Regions from separate parts of the Homo sapiens genome. Here all the other regions are linked to region 2. A link is an interaction called in ENCODE POLR2A ChIA-PET data of the cell type or tissue named here. Cell type or tissue: HepG2. All regions are shown on one strand. Each heading gives the region's core, and the rest is flanking DNA. Links, peaks and the distances in the headings are about the cores only.

Region 1 (7,725 bases), core at 1,837-6,836, 180 kb after region 2:
CCTCAGAGGCAGAGCTTGCAGTGAACCGTGACCGCGCCACTGAACTCTAGCCTGGGGAACAGAGAGAGACCTTGTCTCAAACAAAAACAAAAAGGGAGAGGGAGAGAAAGTTAAAAAATTATTAAGTTGAAAATAATCACTTCTGAGCCTCAACTGTTAATTAGATATTTTTTAAGCAAATATTTTTAAAGCAGAGTCCCCTAAAAGGACCTTTAAGACAGCTAGCAACTTCTTGGTGTGTTTCAGCAACATCTATGGAAAGCCAAAAAAAAATGAAGAAAAAACAGAAAAGAGGAAGCTTTGCTTATATTTGTTTAAGCATCCTGCCCCCACCAAATCCAGTTTGCTTATGAAGTAACCAAGATGAATATAGTTTCATCCTCCAGCAAAATGCTCCAACCCCTTTTATTATCTTTAATCCAAATGGAATCAATTGTTTTTGTTTGTATTAACACATTTACGGAGGTACAACTGACATACAATAAACTGCACATTTATAAAGGGATATATGTATGTACTCATGAAACCATCACAAAAATCAAGATAATGAACATATCCATCACTCCCAAAAATGCCCTTATGACCCTTTGTAATCCAAACCCACCTCTCCCATCCCACTCTGTCCCTAGGCAGCTGCTGATTTGCTTTTGATTACAGATAAGATTAGATTTTCTAGAATTTTTCTATAAATAGAATCATACCGTATGTACACCATCATCTGGCTCCTTTTATCTGCTGTGATTACTTTGAATTCATCTATGTTGTTGCTGTATAATTTCTTTTAATTCTGAGTGGTATTCTATTTGGTGGATATATCACAATTTGTTTATCCATTCACTTGCTAAAGGAGAATAGTTTACTTTTTGTTTTACAAATAAAACACTTGTAAATATTACAAATAAAATACTTGTAAATATTACAAATAAAATACCTGTAAATATTACAAATAAAATACTTGTAAATATTACAAATAAAGCTGCTATGAACATTTGTGTAAAAGATTTTGTAGGGGCCAGGCATGGTGGCTTATGCCTGTAATCCCAGCACTTTGGGAGGCTAAGGTGGGAGGATTGCTTGAGGCCAACAGTTTCAGACCACCCTGGGCAGCGTGGCAAATCGTCATCTTTACAAAAAAAAAAAAATTAGCCAGACATGGTGGTGCATGCCTGTGGTCCCAGCTACCCAGGAGGTTCAGGTGGGAAGATTGCTTTAGCCCAGGAGGTTGAGGCTGCAGTGAGCCATAATCTCACCACTGCATTCCAGCCTGAGCAACAGAGTGAGACCCTGTCTCAAGGAAAAATAAAAAGATTTTTTATGAACACATGCTTTCCTTTATTTTTGGAATGAATACCTACAAGTTTTTGCCAGACTGTATAATGATCTGCCAAAGACGTCCATGTCCTAATTCCCTTCTGCCATTTACCTTATATGACAAAAGGTACTTGGCAGATGTGATTAAGTGAAGGGTGGGAAATTGAGGTGGGAAATTCACTTGATTACCAAGGGGGCCCAATGTCATCACAAGGGCCCTTGTAAGAAGGAGGCAACAGAGTCAGAGTCAGACACCAAGTGAAGTGACAACGGAGCTGAGAGAGGGATTGAAAGATGCTATGTTGCTGGCTTTAAAGATGGAGGATGGGAGCAGGAGCCAAAGAAATTCAGCCAGTCTCTAGAAGCTAGAAGGCAAGGAAACTGAATCTCCCCTGGACCCTCCAGAATGAACCAGCCTTTCCAACTCTTGACTGTAGCCCAATGAGATTGATTTTAGACTTCTCACCTCCAGACTGTAAGATAATAAATTTGTGCTGTTTTAAACCACTGAATTGGTGGTAATTTTTTATAGCAGCAATAGAATAATATAATAGAATGTAATGACTGAGTTATATAATAGTGATGGCAACTGCAGCCTGTCTGGAGTGGCCTCAGGCATGACACTGGCTGCAGTGGGGAGGCACCGCTGGGGCTGCGTGCTCCACAGAGCCAGAGGGATCCAGGAACAGATGGAAGCCCCGCCCCTTTCAGAGTTGGAGGGGTAGAAGCCCTGCCCTCCAGGTGCACCTGCAGTCACCCAGCCGGGGTTGTGAACCCAGGCATTCCAAAGCTCTGGGGGCCAGGAAGGCCCCCTACCCCTGCAGGCTTGGAATTGTCTGCTCCTCTCCCTACTCCTGGTGCCTGGTCTGATTTTGGAGCAGAGTTGAGACCCCAGCCTGGGCACTGTCATGACCTGGCCAAGTGTGTATGCTTGGGGCAGCACTGACACACCAGCCCTTGCCACCTCAGTCCGCACTGGACTTTGGGCACTGAGGAGCATGGGAGGGAGGCTGAGAGGGGGCAGAGGGTAGCTCAGTGTGAGCTTGCAGGTGCCCCTCAGCATGAACAGCCTGGGTGCTGGTGAGCACCATGGACAGCAAGTTGACGGCAGCAGGAGGCAGCCAGGCTCCTGGGTGGAAAGAGGTGGTTCCTGGTGAAGTCCTACCTTCAAGCCAGGGATGGCCTGAAGGCTGTGGCCCGGGCTGCCAGTTCCACTGTCTGAAGTGAGAACTTATGGTGCTTTTTTCAGGTTCTCCCATGGCCGCCCACGGACCAATCAACATGCACTTTCTCCATTCTGAAGCCCATAAAAATCCCTGGACTCAGCCAAACTCGGTAGATGACCTGTCTGCAGATTGGAGCTCCCCACTCCAGCTCTAGTCTCCACTGAGGGATGCAGACTTGTCAGGATGAACTGCCTGTGGACAGGAGCTACCCACTCCAGGTCTCATCTCCACTGAGAGCTGTAGAGACATCCAGACAACCTGCCTCTGGATAGGAGCTACCCACTCCAGGGCTTCTCTCTGCTGAGGGCTGCAGACATTGGGATGACCTGCCTGTGGATAGGAGCTATCCTGCCTGTGGATAGGAGCTATCCTGCCTGTGGGTAGAATCCACGCTGAGGGCTGCACAGACAACGGGACAACCTGCCTGCATATAGGAACTATCCACTCCAGATCTCCTCTCTGCCGAAGGCTTCAGAGACATCAGGGTGATCTGCCTGTGGATAGGAGCTACCTACTCTGGGTCTCCTCTCCACTGAGGGCTGCACAGATGATGGGACAGCCTGCCTGTGGAGAGGAGTTACCAACTCCAGGTCTTCTCTCTGCTGAGGGCTGCAGAGACATCGGGGCAACCTGCCTGTGGATAGGAGCTACCCATTCTGGGTCTCCTCTCTGCTAAGGGCTGCACAGATGTTGAGATGACCTGCATGTGGATAGGAGCTACCCACTCCAGTCTCCTCTCTGCTGAGATGATGGGATGACCTGTCTGTGGATAGGAGCTACCCACTCCAGGTCTCCTTTCCGCTGAGGAAGCAGAGATGTCAGGGTGACCTGCTTGCAGAAAGGAGCTACCCACTTTGGGTCTCCTGAGAGCTGTACTGTTGCTCAATAAAACACCTCTTCACCTTGCTCACCGTCCAGTTGTCCACATACCTCATTCTTCCTGGATGTGGGACAGGAACTTGGGACCCCCAAATGGCAAGTCTGAAAGAGCTGTAACACTAACAGAGCTTAAACATGCCCCCCTGCTCACCATGTTGCAGGTGATGAGAAGGAGAGAAGAAAGGAGAGCTGCGACCATTTGGGCAACCCAGACCTTGAAGCTCCCCAAGCCAGGGCTGTGACACCTTCTTTGGGGCTGTGTGGTTCCTGGTGTCTCCTAGCTTCCAGGTGCCACCGTGTTCCCCAGTGCCCCTAGTGGAAGCTGCTTGCAGTATGCCTGGTCCAGCCACAGCCTCACAGGGGGCCGGCACCTGTGTCAGCACCTGGAGCTGCCTGCCCCACTGCAGCCGGCATGCCTGGCTGTGTGCAGTGGCCAGACCCCATGCTCACTCACACATTCCTCACCGCTCTGTCCCTGGCTCACCCTTGGTAGGTGTGGGATCCAGACCAACAGTGCAAGCCAAGTGCAGCCTGACAGGCCAAGTGGGCAAAACAAGCCCCGCAGGCCTGAGCAAAACTTGGGTAAAGGTGCCAATGGCCACAGAGGTTTCCAGCAGGTGAAGCAACACCCCAAAGATCTCATGATAATAGGTTTATGTTTAACTTTTTAGGAAACTTCCAAACTGTTTCCTAAAGAGATTACATCATTTTCAAGTACCACAAGCAGTGTGTGAGTGTTCTGGTTGCTTCACATGTTCACCAAAGACTAGTATTGCTAGTCTTTTTAACATTCTAGTGGATATATGATGGTATCTCATTGTGTTTTAATTTGCATTTTCATAACAAATAATGATGTTGAGCATCTTGTCATGTACTTATTTGCCATCCACATATATTTTTTATGAAGTATCTATTTAAATCTTTTGCCCAGTTTTTTATTTTGAGATGGGGTTTCAGTTTGTTGCCCAGGCTGGGGTGCAGTGGCTATTCACAGTGCACTACATGATCATGGTGCACTACAGCCTCAAACTCCTGGGTGCAAACAATCATACTGCCTCAGCCTCCCAAGTAGCTTGTATGATGGGAATGGGCCACTGTGCCCAGCTTTTTGGCATTTTGAAAATGGAATTGTTTGTCTTTTTATTATTGAACTGTGTGAATTCTTTATATATTTTAGATAACAGTTCTTTTATTGGATAATGTTTTTTCCCAGTCTATGACAATGTCTTCAGAAGAGCAAAAGATTTTAATTTTTGTAAAGTTCAATGGTTTATGGTTGGAAATTTCTGAAACGGTTTTCAACAATCCCTACCTTCTGGCATTTGTGACCTTGTGTAATCCTCTTCCCTTGAATGTGAGTTAGACATAGTGGTTTATTTCTAATGAATAACTTGTGGCAAAGGTGATAGAATATCACCTCAGAATTACACTAGAAAACACTGTGACTTGCTTCTTGCTTGTACCCTCTCCCTGACTCTTCTTTTATCCTCCCTTTGATGAAGCAAGAGGCTCTATTGTGAGCTGCCCTACTGAGAAGCCCACAGGGCAAAACAGAGTTACCCCTGGCCAATAACTAGCAAAGAATTAAGAGCCTCTCAACAACCCTTGAGAACTAAATCTTGAAAACAACAATCAAAAGTGGATCCTTAACCAGCTGAGACTTCAAATGAGAGCACAGCCCCAGTTAAAAGTTGACTGTAGCCTTGTGAGAGACCCTTGAAGCAGAGGTCTCAGCTAAATCATGCTGGGATTCATGACTCACAAAGGTAATAATAAGTACTATTTAAGTCACTATTTAAGGATTAGAGGTAATTTGTTGTCCCACAGTAGATAATTCATACAGTGACTTTTTTCTTTTATGCTTTTTGTATCCTGTTTAAGAAATCTTTGCCAAATCCAAGGTCATGAATATTTTCTCCTTGTTTCTTCTAGAAATTTTATAGTATTAACCCTTACAATTAAGTCTAAGAGCCATTTTGAGTTAATTTTTTGTGGACAGTATGCATATAGTGTGAGGTAAGTGTATATAATCTGTGTATAGCATGAGATTCATTTTGTCACATATAGCAATTCAATTGCTTCAGTGTCATTTGTTTAAAAAAATTATCCTTTCACTATTGAATTGCATTGACCCTTTGTGAAAAATCAATTATATTTCTAATTCCAAACTCTCTATTCTATTCTATTGTCTGTCTTTACACTACCATATCACATTGATTACTGTAGCCTTACCTCTAATTCCAGAGTATCTGCTCTGTTCTATTTTCTATCTACACCAATACCATACCGTCTTGATTACTGTAGCTTTATAGGTCTTAAAATCAAATAGTGTAAATAAATAGCTTTATTATTTTTTAAAGTTGTTTTGGCTGTTTTAGATTCTTTTCATTTTCAAACACATTGTAGAATCAGCTTGTCAATTTCTATTAAAAAATTGCGCTGGCCTTTTATTGGGATTGCTTTGAATCTCCAGGGGGAGAACTAATATCTGACCAATATTGAGTCTTCTGATTCATGAACCTGCCATATCTCTCTGCTGTATTTATTTAGGTCATCTTTAGCTTCTCTCAGCAATGTTTTGTCATTTTCAGTGTGCATGTTTTCAACATCTTTCATTAAATTTATTCCTAAATATTTTAAATTTTCTAGTCTGGGTGCAGTGGCTCATGACTGTAATTCCAGCAATTTGGGAGGCCAAGGTGGGTGGATCACTTGAGGCCATGAGTTATGGACCAGCCTGGCCAACATGGTGAAACCCTGTCTTTACTAAAAATATAAAAATTAGCCAGATGTGGTGGCGCATGACTGTAGTCCCAGCTACTTGGGAGGCTGAGGCACGAAAATCACTTGAACCCAAGAGGTGAAGTTGGCAGAGCCAAGATCATGCCAATGCACTCCAGCCTGGGTGACAGAGCAAGACACTGTCTCAAAAAATTTTTTTCAATGTTATTATAAATGGTATAGGTTGTAGAATTTTGATTCCTGACTGTGGTTAATATTTTTATGTATTTTGTACATTATATATACTTCAATGATGACTCACTTCTTAGTTATATAGTTATATTATCTTTCTTGAGGGGTTCCTTAAGATTTTCTACCTAGATGATTTTGTTGTTCCAAATAAAATTTTCCTTCTTCTTCTATAATTTATATACTGTTACTTCTTTTTATTTTCTTAATAAAATGTTGAATAGAAGAGGTGAGCATGGAGGACCCATCCAGTGGCTCATGCCTATAAACCCCAACACTCTGGGAGACCAAGGCAAGAGGATTACTTGAGCCCAGGAGTTTGAGACAAGCCTGGGTAACGTGGTGAAACCCTGTCTCTACCAAAAATACAAAAAAAAAAAAATTAGCTAGGCATGCTGGTGCACAGCTGTATTCCCAGCTACTTGGGAGGATGAGATAGGAGAATTAATTGAGCCCAGGAGGTCAAGGCTGCAGTGAGCCATAATAGCGCCACTGCATTCCAGTGTGGGTGATAAAGCGAGAACCTGTCAAAGAAAAAGAGGTGAGCATGGACATTTCTTTCTTTCTTTGGAATCTTAGACAGAAAGCATTCAGTTGTTCATGATAAACCATGACGGTAGCTGTAAATTTTTTATATATGGACTTTGTCAGGTAAAAGAAATTCCCTTCTATTCCTACACTGATGAAAGTTTTCGTTAGGAATGAATGTAAGACCTTGTCAAATGTTTTTCTTTCAGCTATTGAGAAGAATTTGTGTGTGTGTGTGTGTGTGTGTGTGTGTGTGTGTGTGTGTGTGTGTGTAGATTAAATTACATTGGTTAATTTTCTAATTTTTTTCACCAGTCTTGCATTTGTGGGATAAACTAGTTTGGTCAGAATATATTAACCATTGTATTCATTACGGGATTTATTTTGCTAACATTTTGTTGAGGAATTTTATTTCAATGTTCATGAAGAACAGTGGCATACAGTTTCATTATCTTCTGTGTTTTTGTTTGGTTTTGGTACCGGGTGAATGCTAGTCTCATATAATGAATTAGGGGAAGTTTCTTCTTCTTCAATTTTCTGAAAGAATTTTTGTAGAACTGTTATTATTTTGCTTTTACATTTTGGTAGACTTCAACAGTGAAGCCATCTGGGCCTGGAGTTTTCTTAATGGGAAAATTTTTAATTAAAAATTTGATTTCTTTAATAAAAATAAAACTTTGCATATTACTATTTCTTCTTGAGTAAGCTTTGGTAGCTTGCCTATTTCATTTAAGTTGTTGAATATATTAGTAAAAAGTTATAATAGTCCCTTATTATCCTCTTAATGTTTATAGAACCTATAATTATGTCA
Region 2 (7,725 bases), core at 1,387-6,386:
GCTGCTCCAGCGGCCATAAGAAACTGCAATACTACTTGCCTCAAGGCTATCTATCCCCTCCTCTTACCAGCCACATCCCTGCTACAACCCGGGTGTGTGCAAGGTGGCCAGCCAGGGTGCTTTATCAGTCCGTACTCACTTCTGTGACCACCAAGGTATTCTCACCTCCCTTCCTACATGCCACTGAAAGTCTTTCTGGATCAGAAGGAATTTTTTGGTCACGTGACTCTTTGAAATTGGGTAAAAGTCATAACCCCTCTCCTCAATGAACACAACAATTTGTATACAGTTTCTAGTGGCCCATGGAAGCCCCAGTCCACCCCTAGGTTCAGAACTCCTCATCTGGACTGATTCTCACAGCTACTTTGGCAGGATACAGAATTATCCAGTACGTCACTTAGATGGTAATGCCCATGATCAGCTTATGACCATGAAAAAGAGATATTTTCCCACTGAAATATTTTGTTTGCATGGCTAGAATTTGCTTGACAACAGAAAAGCGATTGATAAGACCATTTTCTCTCCAGGCTGGAATGGGTGGGGTTACTCCTGACTCCACCTCTCACCTGGTACTGACCCCGCCCTCCGCCCCTGGGTTCCTGCCTTCCTAGGCGGGTGATCCCTTGCAGGCAGGTTCATCCACTCAGCCACTTGGCAGCCTTTCTAGGTGGAGATAGGGATGTGTGGCTTTAGAAGAATGCACTGTAACTCTGGCAGATTCCTGCCATTAGGGACTTGAGAGAAGGAGATCTAGGCAGAAGGCAGTATCTGGGAGGACACAGAGAGAAAGTCTAGAGAGGGCAGAGGGGTCACAACATCTGAGGAGCTATACCAGACACGGTTGTAGTTCTAGAATTGGTTGGTATCAGACAACCCAGTAATACAGGGCGGGGAAATATGAAGGAGTCGGCATGTGAGAGGTGGTTCTCTGGGGATGCTAAACACATGTGGAAGATCTGTTCCCAGGGCTGAATTGCAGGGCCAGGGCAGGAGGAGGTGGGGCTGGAGGAGTGAGGATCCTGTAGGGCATCCAATCAGGACTGAGGCTGAAGTCCAATTCTGCAACTAGCTTGGTCCCAAGGCAATGGGAAAGGAGGGGTACCACCCAGGCCCCATAGGCAGAGGGGGCCCACAGGATCCCCAGTCAGATTGGCTCAGACAAGGGTGGTACATGGAGAGCTGGTAGTTGTGGATGAACCCAGGAGTCCCCTGGGTTAGGATCATGTGAGCAGATGCTGTGGATACACCTGCTGCCTGTTAAACAACTCCTAACATGACAGAGACTCTGGAGTAGACAATCCTGAGACATCTGGGCAAGTGTGATTAAAACCATATGTGGTATTTGAATAAGCAGTTTTAGAATTTAATGAGTAACATATATTTTAAGGCTAAAAGCTTTTAGAAGTCTCCTTATTATACCAGCTCCTAAGTATACCAGCTGGGAGCCAGCCAGTGGTCAGTGGCTCATGGCATGGGTGGGTGTCCACTCTCTTCTCGTGGCTACAGGCGTGGTTCCTGTAGCCCAGCGTGTGGGTGGGCGTGTGCCCTGCGAGTACAGTGGGGAAGATGGGGTTTGTTGTCCCTTCTTTCGAAGGGGGAAGGAAGCTCATGTTTGTAGAGTGCCTACTATGTGTTGGGTGCCAGGCCCTCCATGTGATATCTCACTTGATGCTTACAATAACTTGGTAAGTCTGGGGAGGAAACTAAGGCTCAGAGAAGTTAATTAATTCCCCAAAGTCACCCAGCTAGCTAGTGGTGAAGACCAGAACCCATCCTGGCTCGCTCTCTAGCCTCCTACCTCCAGGGTGTGTTACAGAGCCATTTTGAAGACAAGCAGGTGTCTGTCTCACAGCTCAGTTTTGGAAGATGCCATTTTGCAGAGGTGCTTGTGAGACAGAGAACTGGCGCAGTGGAGGTGGGAGAGAGGCAGCTGTTCCTGGCTGGTAAGGCCTCCAGAGGGCCTCGCAGATGCCCGTCTGCCCATTTCTGCAGCACTCTGCATGGGAGGGACCTCTGAAGGGCTTTGTGGTCGTTGCCTATTAGTTGCTTACATAGCTCATGCCTACCAAAAGTGGATGGAAAGGGAAAGAGAAAAGTGTACAGCAAAGAAAACCCAGGAGCTGAGATGGCAGGAGAAGTAAGTGATTGCTCCAGGTGTAATTGCTTGCATAGTAAGTGTAGAAGAAAAGGAATCTTGGGAAGTAGGTGGTGAATCATCTTGGATGGATAAGACTCCAAGGGGTATATGGATGGGCTTCTAGTGGATACAAGAATCCCCTGAAGCAGAGGTGTCCAAGAGGGAGAATGGGTTCTTAGTTTCTGTTTCTGGTTGGGCCAGTAAAGCCCCTTCCTCATCCCTCTTTTCCACTTATCACTAGAGACAGAAACTAAAAACCATGGCTTTGGCTGGGCACAGTGGCTCACGCCTGTAATCCCAGCACTTTGGGAGGCCGAGGTGGGCGGATCACGAGGTCAGGAGATCGAGCCCATCCTGGCCAACATGGTGAAACCAAGTGTCTACTAAAATACAAAAAAAAAAAAAAAAAAAATTGGCGTGGTGGCATGTGCCTGTAGTCCCAGCTACTCGGGAGGCTGAGGCAGGAGAATTGCTCGAACCTGGGAGGCAGAGGTTGCAGTGAGCCAAGATCGCGCCACTGCACTCCAGCCTGGCGACAGAGCGAGATTCCGTCTCAGATTAAAAAAAAAAAAACAAAAAAAAAAAAAACCCACGGCTTCAGGCTGGTAAATGCCTAAAACAGAGCAAAACGGAACAACATAGTAAAGCGGATTGGACAAGTTCTAATTGTAAAGCATTGCAAGTATGTGTCTTTTGCTCTAGAAGGAGGGCCCATGACTTTCATAGAATCTCAGAGAAGGCCAAGATCATCAGATAGTGAGTCTGCCATTTGAGAGCTTGGGATTATGTCCTGTATGTATTCTTTCTTTTTCTTTTCTTTCTTTTTGCCTGAACGCTAAAAACAGAAAATTGAGCTTGTGTAATATAAGATTTCTGGGGTGACACCAGGAACTAGGTGGTAGTGGTAGAGAGGTGAATGGGGCAGAATTGTGTGTGATAGCGTAAGAAAGCAAAACAGGGCACAGTGCCTAATTTTGCTTCGCATTACTCAGTTATACAATTTTAATAGCTAGTTAGAGAAACAGAAATTGGTAAGGGAAGACAGAAGGCCCAGCAGAGAGAAATCTGCTGTGAAGACTGTACTTTAGTCTCTTTGTTTATGTGCTAGGCAGATCAATATTGCTTCCGGATAGAGACCATTTAACAGCCATACTCTTTCATCCCCTTGAGGAATCTGGGGAAACTGTTAGACCAGGATATGTACAGCACGCACTCCTAAATGTACTGTCTGTGTTCACCAGGGCAGGCGAACGTCTTGTCCACAGCAATACACAAAGGGGGCCAGAGGGCGCAGGCATTGTTGCCTGCCCTCCTCCCACTAAGTCTTGTTTGCATTCCCTTTCGGAGCAAGAAATCAATCAGATTTGCATATAGGGAAATGTGTAGAACTGTCTTTGGCAGCTTCTGTAGCTACTGAGCCTGGCTGGAAGAGGAGCTGACCTTTTGCACAAAGTCCTTTCCTCCTGTCCTCCCTGGTTTCCCAGCTCTCCTCCCTCAGGCCCTCTGGCTCTTTGTGGGAAGGTGTGTGAGCTGCTGGCTTATTTGTTCAGAATCAGGCAGAGATAGGGTGGGTGCTGGGGAAGTCTTGAGAAGCAAGGCTGCGGATCAACTTGCCCCTTTATCTGCCTAGGGCTTCCCAGGCACCTGCCACACTGCTCTCCACAGAGCCGAGTCTGCAGAGGCTGTCCTCACCGTGACGCCAGGCTGGTGCTGAGTGGGGCAAGGTCCAGGCTAATCATTGCCTACTTCCCAGGGCACCAGGAAAGATGGAGCTGGTTGCATCAGCCTCATGCCCTGGCTCATTAAAGCTGTCTTTGTTCAGCAAGAGCCAGATCACCTGGGTTTAGGGGAAGCAAAAAGCCAGAAAGCATTGATCTTTAGGGGAGAGGGAGTAGGATAAAGGGTCTTAGTAGTTGCCACAAGATGTTTTGAGCTGTTCTGATCACGATTACTGGTGTTCACCCCTGACCGATGTCCCTTTGGGCAGGAACAAGCCAGGCCTTGAAGCCTGGGGTGAGTCACTGTCCTCTAGCCATGGGCAGAGTCACTGTCCATGGGGCCGCTTGACAAAGCCCAAGAGTGCCTCAGTGTAAGGCTTGATGCCCTGATTCTGGGCTGCTTTGGGGAGGGTTTGGGGCTATGGGCAGTATTACGTTCCAGATGTGCTGAAACAGTGAAAAGCAGGTACCTAGCAGGCATATCTTTCTCCTGCCATCTCCCTCCATGCCCTGTTGGAGAGAGGGCCTACCTCACTGGGAGCCTGATCTTCTAGCAGGGACCGTGGTGCTTTGGGAAAAGGACTCTGCACTCACTCTCTTGGCCCTTCTCAGCTGAGGGGCTGCTGCCAACAGGAAGCATGTGTCTGCTGAATATGGCTGGCAGGCAGCTCCTGTTTCCATGGTTACTAAATAGGGCAGGTTAGTATTAGGGCTGCCCAAGGAAAAACTGGCATTGAGGGCAGTGCTTATGCAGGGGTCTTCCTCCGGCCTGCCTTAACCCCCTTTTTGAATTAGAGGGTGGGCAACATTTGGCCTGAGGTAATAGAGGTTTCCTTCAAGGACCCACCTGGCTTCCCAGCCATGGCTTTAATCACAAGTGTTTCCCTCGGTGCAAAGGAGTGAGCCTTCCAGGCAGCCAGAGAAGGGCGGTGGATGGGAGTTCACCCTGTAGGACCTTTTCCAGAGCTCAGAGCTGCCTGACTGGGCCCCTCCCTTCCTCAGTCCCTGGGAGTTCCTTAGAAATGCCCTCCCCTATCCCGAAAGGGGCATGGTGTTTAGAAAGCCCTGTATCCAAATTTGATGAGTCCCAAATCCCACACACCAGATCATCAGAAAGTGGCCCACTGCCCCAGGTCACAGCCCTTTCACGGGGCTGTGTGAGTAACAGGTTTAATTATAAGACATTAAAAAATCTATTTGTGTTTCTATGTGATCAGATACCAGATTCTGCAGTCTGAGGTTGGAGTCCCTAGCCCTTTGTTCTCTGCTGAGTGGTACACAGGTCTGGTCCTCTATTTCTTTGTAACTAGAATAATCATTGTGGGGAGAATGGGAGGAATTGATCAGCGTAAATAGGCAGCGTTTAAAAGCTTAACAAGTCAGTGAAGGGCACTTTGAGAATGTATGCAATTATCATCTTTAGTTACAAAAACAACACGTTATTTTAGTCTCTCTCCTTGACCGTTTCAGGAGAAAATTGATTAAAACCTTTGAGTGCTGCTTCAGAAATTATTTTTGGTGTGAAATAAAAATAAAAGATGCTTAGGAAACAGTTACCTAATAAGATTAGTCATTATTTAATCCCGGTGGAACAAATTCTTTGGGTATTTTGGAGATATTCTTAGAATAAACAGAGAAAACCTCAGGTAACAAGAGCTGTGATACCACAGTGACCTAAGTGTCTTTGGTTTTGTTTTTACCCTGGCTGTGGAGCACTTTATTCGTAATTCTATGTGATTTACATGTCTGAGTTATTTGCATATTACTTTCAGGAATGCATTTCATTCACGATTTCTGGGGGAAGGGTGTCTGGGCTTCGGAGTCTCTTGGCTGACTAATCTCACGAATTTCTGTGCAGGATTTCAGTCACTGCCCCCCTCCCTTTTCTCAGGCCTGGGATGGTGCCTGTCTAGCCTCTTGGGGAGGTTTTTAGCTTGAAGGAATCGTTATTTGCTCTCCAAGGAGAATACCAGGTGAAAATGGCCCATTCTGTGGTGGCTAATGGCCTGATTGATGAGTCATGCTCACAGAACTGCTGGGGCCTGGGCCTGGCTGCTCACACGGACTTACCCTTTGAACTCCATCTAACGGAAATGAGGGCAAGCCAGAAAACGCTTCCTCACAGGTGCGGTACTGGACCTTCGAGGACAGTGGGGACCCACTGACCAGACAGTCTTCAAGGGCTCTTCCAGCTCAGAAAACCCTTCTGAGTTCTGCCACCTTGGTGCTTCCTTCTAGGTTCTCTGGTGGACTTTCTGTGGCCTGGGAGCCGTCAAGACTGCAGACCAGACCTCCAGAGTCAGAGAGGAGAATGAGTGAGGGAGGAAAGCAGAAAGGAAGTCATCGCCCACACTCGCTGTGGCAATAGCGCCTCACTTAGCAGCTCCATCCCCATGTTGACACGTTGATGAGGCCGGGCCCTTGCCCTTGCGTGGGTGTGAGACTGTGGCTCTCCATACCTGCTCACTGGGCCCAGAGCAATTTCCTATTTTTGTGGGCAGACTTGACCTAGTCCAAAGGCCAAGGTCTCCCGAGGATTTGACGCTAATCCCGTTGGATATTTCTCATACCTCCCTCATGCCTCATCTGGTATTGTTCCTTTCTGGACTGAATAGATCTTGTTTCTTCCTCATTACAAGTTTCTGCCTGTGTGAAGTTTTAGAAAGCTTCAGGACACATTCCATATTTGAGGCCGAAGCCACAAAAAGTTAATATTTGGAGCGGTAGGATAGGAGAGGAAGAGCTACAGGCAGAAATCTGGATTTGATTAAAAAAAAAAAAAAAAAAAAAGAACTCGTTGAGCATCCGCTATAACTGGAATGAAGGGAAAAGCAGTTAGTTTTCCCTAAAGGTGTTATGTGGCTCTTGGTAGGGGTAGAGGCCTCAGGTCGCAGGGAATCCAGGAGGGCCTTGCTTGGCTGCGTTGGATGCGAGGTTTGTGTGCAGGATCTAGGTTACGCAAAGTGGGTAATCAGAGTGGCGATGAGTAATTAAAGTGAAGGATTTAAAGGAAGGTATAGGACAAACAGTTGAGTCAGAAGTGGGTACACAGTCCCCATCCTCCCAACAGGTTGCACAGCCAGGTGGGAGGGCATAGGGCGCTCAGGGTGTTTGCTGACAGACTTGCTAATTAAACACCAAAAGGCAATATTGCTTTGCCAGTAGTGATGGCTGTGCCAACGTTATCAGCTGCAAACTGGCTGCCAGGAGCATCTTAATTAAAAATAAACAGCTCTGGAGGTGGGCTTGGGAGAGTGAGGACAGGGATCCTGCCTGGGTTACTTAGTACATCTAGTATTTCTCCTAGGGAAAGTCACTTTTAGGCCACCTCCTTTCCTCAAAGGAGCCTCTGTTCATAACAAGGTGGTGTGAATGTACAACTTACCCTGCTTCCTTAAACCTCTGGGTGCTGGAGTGACAAGCAGACAGAACCACTAGGAGCAGGTCGCATGGTACAGTTCAGCCCCAGAAGGAAATTCTGGGTCGGGGGAGAGGGGCTGCTAATGATTTCTGCCTGGTCTCTAAATTGAGGGGACAGCTAAAGCCCAAGGCCTCTTCTAAGAGGGGTTAGAATTTCATCAGAAAGCAAGTCTGGTCACATGAGAATTTCTGGCACTGTGTGCATGGCAGGCTGGACACCAGCCTGCGAGAATTGAGCGAGTGGATCGTATTGGCTTCAGCAGAGGGGAAAAGTCCCAGACTAGCCTGGGAGAAGGAGCCGACTCACTCCCCCGGCTGCCGACTTCCCTGACTTCTGGGCAGAAACAGCACAGCTGCTGTGGTGGGCTAGGGCTTTAACGTCCGAAGCCCCCTTTCTTTTAACCCTAAAGAAAGTGTGTGGTCCCCGGGACTGAAGACCGAAAGATGCCT
Region 3 (7,725 bases), core at 1,837-6,836, 230 kb before region 2:
TGCAAGGCTGGACTATAGGAATAACATGGATGTTTACTTTTCCCTGTATCTTTTTTGACAATTTTGGATTTTGTATCTTTTGTGTGAATTACCTTTCATTGTTGTTTTACGAGTTTTAAGATTCCATTCATTCCTGGATTTATTTGCTAACCTTGTACAAAGTTAACAGTTGTCAGAAAAAGATATAGTAATTCCTGTCTTGAGGAGCTGATGGGCACTGGGCCTAGGACCTCTTTGCACTGGAATAATGGGGGAGGGGAGCGGGTGACCTTATCAGAAATGCAGATTCCTGGGCCCCACCCCAGACGGACCGAATTAAGAGTCCCAGAGTGACGGCAGAAATCTCCATTTTTGACGGGCTCCCGCTGGGATTCGGGTGTCTGCTCATCTGGAAGCCTCCATGCTGGAGAGGTAGTCAGCACAGCGCACGCAGGGCGTAGGCGTGTTTTCTCGTCCCTCCCTCGCAACCACAGTCCCGCTCAAGGCGTGGGGGTGTCACCCGAGACCCGGGCCTCCCCTGCACTTTCCTTTAGGCCGAAACCGCGAGCCTTCGCTTCAGTGTCGCTTTTCCTTCGCCGCCGCCGCCGCCGCCGCCGCCGCTCTTCTCAGGACCTACATCGACTGCCCAGTCGGCTGAGCTGGGCCCTGGGCCACCGAGGCCCGGGGAGCTGAGGGGCTCGGGACCCTGCGAGCCGCTTAAGAAAGGACCGCAAGAACCGAATGCAGTGAACTGCGAGAGCAGGGAATGAGAGAGAAGTTAAACCGTTTAGCAAAAAAAAAAAATAAGAGACATGATGGAGGCAGAAAATAAATTGTAGGGGGGAGGGAAAAAAGCGTTACGACTCCGCCGGGACTCGAACCCGGAACCTTTGAATGCCTTCAGCCTCTAGAAGTCCAATGCGCTATCCATTGCGCCACGGAGCCACCTGTTGGAGTCTCAGCGCATCTGCTATGTTAAGCCAGAGGCGACGGCCCCGCGCTCTTCCGACCGCGCCTCCCGTCGTCAGTGTCACCGAGACCCAGCCGCCGCGCTCAGGGCACTGCCATCCGCCTCAAACGCCAGCCGCAGGCTCTCGGTCTCCCCGCAGTGGTCGCCCCTCAACAAGGTCGGCGACCCAGTTGAGCCAAGGGCGGCCGCAGTCCGACGGTCCCACCTGGTCGGTGTGAGGGCAGCCGCAACCCGGTCCCCTTCACGGTCCGGGCCCAGCCGTACGAATCACAGTCGCGCTTTTCCCTCCCCGGCTCCCTTCCTGCCCCAAGCGCCCCGCCTACCAGGTCTCTCCGGCGGCCGCTCCAGCCCGGCCGGGACCCCAGAGTTGCAGGCCCAGGCCAGCCGTTGCACCGTTAAGCCGGGCCGGTGACGCCGGGCCTTTACGTCGCGCCTGTGAGCGGCCGAGGCCGAGCGGCCTCCCCTCGGGCTGCGAGACGTAAGCGGCGACCCCTCTCGGGCCTGGGCTCTTCCCTCGCGCCCGGCCGCCGCGCCCGACCCAGCCGCGGCTGGACCTGCGCGCGAGCGCCGCCGCGCGACGTCTGTGTGCGTGCTTGTGCGTGTTTATTTGCGCGGGGTTCGAAAAACGGGGTTTGGGTTGCATTTCGCTCCCCACAGACCCAGAGCCGAATTTCTGAGGTATCCGGGCTCTGGTGGACTGAGGGGGGCGACGCGCCCCGCGCCGCAGCATCCTCCGAGAGCTCGTCTTGCCGCCAGCACCTGCCTCCAAGGACGCCGCGCAGCTGCCCCGAGCCCGCGCGCCCGGGGCCCGCGACTGCGTGGGCGGAAGCCGGGAGGGTGTCAGCACGCGTGGGAGCGCTGGGAGCATGCGTATGCGGGTGCATGTGGTCGGAGGGCGCGCGCTCGAGCGCGGCCGCGGGGTTTCCTGGTGGCTGCGAGCGGTGGGGACGGCAGCGGGCCTGGCGCCGCTGCCCAGAAGGGTGCGGTCGCCACGAATCTGAGAGGCGGCTGGGTGGGGGCCGGCAGGTTTCCAGTGCCCGCAGTGATCCCCATCCGCAAGACCCCGAAGCCCTTTGAAATAGACGGTCAAAGCCGCGTGGTTGCTCTGCGACTGCAGCGGCGAGACCGAACGCCCGGCCCCCGTTCCTATTAGCTCACAGCAGTCCCGGCCCCGCCTACGGAGGATTCGCAGGGCGGCCGCTGGGCGCGCTTTCTCGGCTCGGCCACAGCCCGTTTCTGCACCAAACCCGCCAGCCGCGGCCCACCCTGTGCTTCACCCATACCCGCCCCTGCCCAGCATCGCCAGGCCTCAAATGCAGAATAGTCTCTGGCAGAGTTCAAAGAGGGAAAGGGAAGTCCTGGGAAGAGTCCAGTGTGGTAGGGATTTTACAGTCTTACTTAACCCCAAGACGAAGCTATGGGGCGGGTACATACACACCACCGTCCCCTTTATAATATAAAGAAGGGAAACTGCAGCTAAGAGAGGTTAAAAAACTCGTGTAGGGACGCCCAGCTAGTGAGCGTGGAGAACTGTGATGAATCATATTTTGTTATGTTTGCAAACTAACACGTTAGCTTTCACGGTTTCATGAATGCTGACAGAACACACCAGACTTCTGAGTCAGAGATAAAAGACTATTACAACAAAAGCAATAGCCAGAGTATCACCATTTTTGAGTTGGCTCCCTGGACCCCAGTTCTCACAGGAACGAAGCACACGGGCCCAGATGCATGCTTACACACAAGATGGGTTGCATTACAGAAGAGGAATGCTGAGCTTGGGGAACCCACCATGTTATAGTGAGCAGTAAGCAAGCCTGCTCTTTGTTCCATAGGGAGACATTACCTCATCCCTCAAGATTGCTCGCTGCAAACACAACGCTGAGAAATGGCCCAAGTAAAGCGTGATCAGGGTCTTGCATTCTTGGCACATCTAGGAAGAACGTGCAAGGATGCGAATTGTGAATCGCTTCTCCAAACAGTAAGTGGCAGAGCCCTGATTGGTGCCAGGCCTATTTAATTATACTCTAATGTAAACAAAGTTTTATATATATATATATATATATATATATATATATATATATAAAATTGTTATGCCCCTTTAATGAATTAAATGTCTTCACATTGCATGCAGGGAGAATTCTCATATGGATAAAATTAGCCTTTAAAATGGAATATGGTTTTAAATTGTATTTATTTAAACAAATCTTTTTTGAATTCTGAAATATGCCAGGCACTGGTGGCATCTCAGGGTCTCCACTGGTCTTAGGAGTTGCTCACAGCCGAAATGGGAGAAGAGATGCTCTGTATGCCTGTGGGAAAACCATACAGAGGAATTCTGCCTGGGGTATTGGAGCCAAATCTCAAATGATGAGGAGTCATTGACGTGATTAAGTGACAGTTGAGATGCGTATATAAAAATTCTGGAAAGGGGGAATTGGGAAAGAAACAATGTGCTAAGGAAAGATGTGTATGTGTTTGATTCCACTTAATGATTCAAACGAATAATTTTAGATATTTTATTCCACTAGATGAAGCCAAAAAAATTCCTGTATCATGGAAAATATTAGAGATACAGTGTTAGCAGACAGTGTGGGAAAGCCAGGCTTTCCCTGTGCAGCCTTCTGTGAGCTATCAAGGTTGTACTTCTTATACCCTGCAATTAGAAGACTGGGGCCAGGTGCAGTGACTCACGCCTGTAATTCCAGCACTTCTGGAGGCTGAGGCGGGAGGATCACTTGAGGCCAGGAGCTTGAGGTTACAGTGAGCTATGATCGCGCCACTGCACTCCAGCCTGGGCGACAGAATGAGACCCCATCTCCAAAAGAAAAAAAAAAAAAAAAAGAAGAAAGTCACAGCCAAACAAGGTCAGGTGTGTGGTGGTTCTCTGAACAATTAACTAAGCAGTTTATAGGTAGCAATGTTAGCATGTAAGAAAAATGAAAAGAGTATTTAGTTGCCATCTGGGGAGAAAGATTCAGTGGGTGTTGTCTTCCCCTTATCTAATCTGGCTGAATTTTCTCAGGCTGTATCTGTAGTAAACAGCCATTATACAACCTGAGCTAAGAATTCCCGCAAGTGAGAAAGCAACCTCTTCCTGCCAACAGAGGGAGTCAAAGCATGGGTTATAACCACTTTCAATTAGGCTGATTGCAGCACATCTGCAGTTTGAGTTCGCTGGACAGCAAAGCCCTAAATTAAATACGGTTTCATGTTGGTGTTTTATTTTTATTTTTATTTTGAGACAGAGTCTCACTCTATCACCCAGGCTGGAGTGCAATGGCATGATCTTGGCTCACTGCAACCTCCATTTCCCGAGTTGAAGCAATTCTCCTGCCTCAGCCTCCTAAGTAGCTGGGATTACAGGCACGTGCCACCACACCCGGCTAATTTTTGTATTTTTAATGGAGATGGGGTTTCACCATGTTGTCCAGGCAGGTCTTGAACTCCTGACCTTGTGACCTGCCTGCTTCGGCCTCCCAAAGTGAGGCGTGAGCTACCGTGCCTGGCCAGCAGGATTATTTTTAAGTTACTGTGTGGTTAGTGATTTCGGCCTTCCCAGAAGCTCTGGAAATGGACTATACTTCTACTGTATATATTTGCACTAGCTTTGCTTTACTCCAGAGGTATAAGGTTGCTGGAGTACCAGTTTTATTCAATTCAATGAGTAGGGACAATACAGTTAGGCCTACTGTGGGAACCAAGTGAAAGTTTAAGACATAATTCCTACCTTCAAGGACACTCCAAATTTCCTAGGAGAAATACGATTTATGAATATGAAGCAATAAGCAAATGAAGCAAGGTAGCATGTGAAAAAGTGGCATAATGTGACTGGGCATTCCTACCGGTAAAAATTTTTCAGTTTGGACCCCCAAGGAACCAGGATGCTCTATTATACTACTAATAAAACATACCTAAAAAGGAATTTTTAAAGGGTGAGATTTAAAAAACAAACAAACAAAAACTGTGGTAGTAGCAGTTAAGAGTACAGCCTGTGGAGTCAGGACCCTGTCATTCAAATCTTGGTTCAGCCTTTATTTGCAGGACATGATCCTTAACTTCTCTGCCTGAAAAATTATAAAATTGTTATGAGAATTGCAAGAGTTAATCCTCTCAAGGACTTGTCTCAGTTCTGGCACATGGTAAGTGTGTAACAAATATTTGCTATTATATTAGTAAGTAGCTCTTAATAAAGAAATCCCACATCCTGCAGAAACAAAGGACAGTACAGATACAGCATCAGCTAAATTTGTTGCAACCGGAGGGACATTCTGCAGCTCCCTACCCCACTCCTACTCAGCTGTACATTTCATTTCTGTTACCGAACAGAACACTTAGCTTCTCAGACTGAAGACATCTACCTTCAGCTTCAATTCCTCACAGTTCTTAGTTCAAGAACCTTAGGCACATTTTTATTTTCATTTGTCCCACCCACCACATGGTTTCCCAAGACAAGGGTACCATCCACCCTTAAGGACTTAAGAAGACTCATTTCTTGCTAGAAAAATCTACTCACAACGTTGAAATGAAGGCCTTTTTCATCCTAAAATCTACTCACAACATTGAAATGAAGGGCTTTTTCATCCTAAAATATCTCAGTGCTGAGTGTGATTACTGAGCCAGGCCAATAGCCAAACCACATTAGGTGGCCAGGCAGGAACAGGGGAAGGAAAAGAAAATTTTCCAGGATGAAGAAAAACATAACGTCAAGACAAAAATGAGGGTTGGATGGGTCCTTATGGAAGTACAGTTTGGGGTGATGGAAGATGTGTCAACAGACGAGGTTGGGAAGGTAGGATCCAGGCCAGATACGGCAAAAGGGGTAGGGGCAGACTTGATTCAAGATAAGGAATGTGGCAATGGGAAAGCATTTGGCATGAGAAAAGCTGTGTTTAGAGTGATTACTATAGGAGGGGATGTGCAGGCAGAATGGAGTGGGTCCAGAGGGTCAGGGAGACTACTGCATCCTATTTAATTTGTCTGATTTCTTCATCTTTTCAGAAAACCGTCTGAGGGTCCAGTAGTGACCTTGGGGCATACAGAGATGAAAAACACATGTGCTTGGCTTACAAGCCTTATAGAAAGGATGATAGTCCAGGCGTGGTAGGTAGCTCATGGCTGTAATCCTAGCACTTGGGGAGGCTGAGGCGGGTGGATTGCCTGAGCTCAGGAGGTCGAGACCAGCCTGGCCAACATGGTGAAACCCTGTCTCTACTACAAATATAAAAATTACCCAGGTGTGGTGGCACATGCCTGTAATCCCAGCTACTCGGGAGGCTGAGACAGGAGGACTGCTTGAACCTGGGAGGCAGAGGTTGCAGTGAGCCAAGATCACAGTATTTGCACTCCAGCCTGGGCAACAGAACGAGACTCCATCTCTGGGGAAAAAAAAAAAAAAAGGATGACAGGTACACAAACAGCTGTGATGTAAAATAAAAAGGTCTTTAAGTGAGGTGCAGGTGTGGTGATACGGGACTTCAGGGAAGAGAAAGATTACATTGTGAGAGGGAATTACACAGGGAGGCTGCATTTGAAATGGGCTATCTAACCTAGGACTGACTTGCGTACAAGGAATGCTGTGGCTAGGGCGCAGGGTAGAAACCAGACTCAGGAGTTATGAGGAAGAAGATAGGACAAGGCTGGGAAAATAATGGAGGCTGAGCAGTTCAGTGCACAGTGTTTAAAAGGGTGCCAAAAACTTGACCTTGGTTGCAGCAGGTGCTGGTAAAGAAGGTCACTGGGGTTCAGAGTACTGGTGACAAAGTCAGGCATGGTTCTGTGCCATCAGCCTGTTCAGAAGAGGACAAGAAACACAGCTAAGGATAAAGGGAACATGATCTGGTCCCGAAAGGGGAAGGCTTGGGAGGCTGATTGAAAGACTTAGACTGGTAGAGTGGTATTCAGAGAAGAAGTCTAGTCATGAAGGAAAACTGAGGCAGATGCAGGTATATCGTGTCTAAGGCAGGCAGCACCACCAATTCCAGATCTCATGGCTGGTTGCCTGGCTGACCAGGCTTCCAAGCCTAGTAGGGCTCAGGAAGGATGTAGGAGTATCTTGTAAGTGGCAGTTACCTGTCTCTGCTGTTGAGATGGCTAAACAAAGGCTGAGCCTTACTTGGGTCTTCAAGGCTGGTCAGGCTTGTCCCTGCACAAACAAAAGACCACATTCATTCATTTAAGCATTGAGACTAGCCAGGCTCTCCACAAGTCTCTTGGGACCCTTTGGTGAAGAAGACAAATGCTGTCCTTGCTGCCATGGACCTTGCAATCTTGAGCAAAGTCAGACAGCAGAGCATGAATGAGTATAGGAAATGGGCTTGACTTAAGAGATACAGCTGAGAAAGTCAGTGGGGCAAAGATCCGGAAGCGCTTCAAATGCAAGGCTAAGGAGCCTGGGGTTGAGCAGCCCCATGTCACCTCCTCCGAGAATTTTCCCAGACATTCTTCTGCAGCCTAGTCTGCTGGTGGTGGGGAGGGACTCCTGGATTCCCAAGGTACTTTCAAAGCTCTATAATTTTCTGTGTGGTTTTCTATCTCTTCTCCCAGACAATAAGCATCTTGGGGGAGTGGGAGGAAAGTGGGGGGAGCACGTCTTCTTTTCCTTTATCTTTGTAACCTCAGTCCCTAGCATTGTGGCTAGCTCACAACAAGTAGCTTTGAATATTGATTGAACAAATGAATGAGTCCTGTAGGCAATAAGGAAGCTACTTGACTATGTGCCTAGCTTATCTTCTGCATTAGACCAGAAGCTCTTGAAAGCTAAACATCCGTGCTTT

The links. Peaks named below come from ENCODE experiments on the same cell type or tissue, not always from the same donor. Only the 100,000 strongest peaks of a DNase experiment are listed, where the experiment ranks them.
Region 1: POLR2A ChIA-PET joins it to region 2 with 10 read pairs; 5 of 35 experiments call an interaction of 5 or more read pairs at or near these places.
Region 3: POLR2A ChIA-PET joins it to region 2 with 63 read pairs; 19 of 35 experiments call an interaction of 5 or more read pairs at or near these places.

What each region holds. Positions count from the first base shown.
Region 1 is chr1:93,429,883-93,437,607 of GRCh38, reverse strand. No RefSeq gene overlaps it. Among named protein-coding and RNA genes, the nearest start is that of FNBP1L, 14 kb to the left of the region's middle. In HepG2, for the core only: a CTCF peak has its summit at 3,717; a DNase peak (open chromatin) is centred at 3,750.
Region 2 is chr1:93,613,925-93,621,649 of GRCh38, reverse strand. All of the region lies in intron 3 of BCAR3 (BCAR3 adaptor protein, NSP family member), which reads left to right. Among named protein-coding and RNA genes, the nearest start is that of BCAR3-AS1, 26 kb to the right of the region's middle. RefSeq lists enhancers at 3,584-4,236, 5,544-6,196, 6,850-7,502, 7,503-7,725. In HepG2, for the core only: a CTCF peak has its summit at 1,971 (motif pointing right); DNase peaks (open chromatin) are centred at 3,319, 3,899, 5,899, 6,359 and 1 weaker place; H3K4me3 peaks cover 495 bases.
Region 3 is chr1:93,840,772-93,848,496 of GRCh38, reverse strand. MIR760 (microRNA 760) reads right to left here and starts at 1,665; the gene lies at 1,586-1,665. It overlaps TRR-TCT1-1 (tRNA-Arg (anticodon TCT) 1-1), which reads right to left and starts at 924; the gene lies at 840-924. It also overlaps a transcript of BCAR3 not described here. RefSeq lists enhancers at 515-564, 779-1,569, 2,245-2,374 and silencers at 1,265-1,404, 1,585-1,964, 2,055-2,114. In HepG2, for the core only: CTCF peaks have their summits at 2,156 and 4,055 (motif pointing right); DNase peaks (open chromatin) are centred at 2,126, 2,666 and 4,046; H3K4me3 peaks cover 1,142 bases.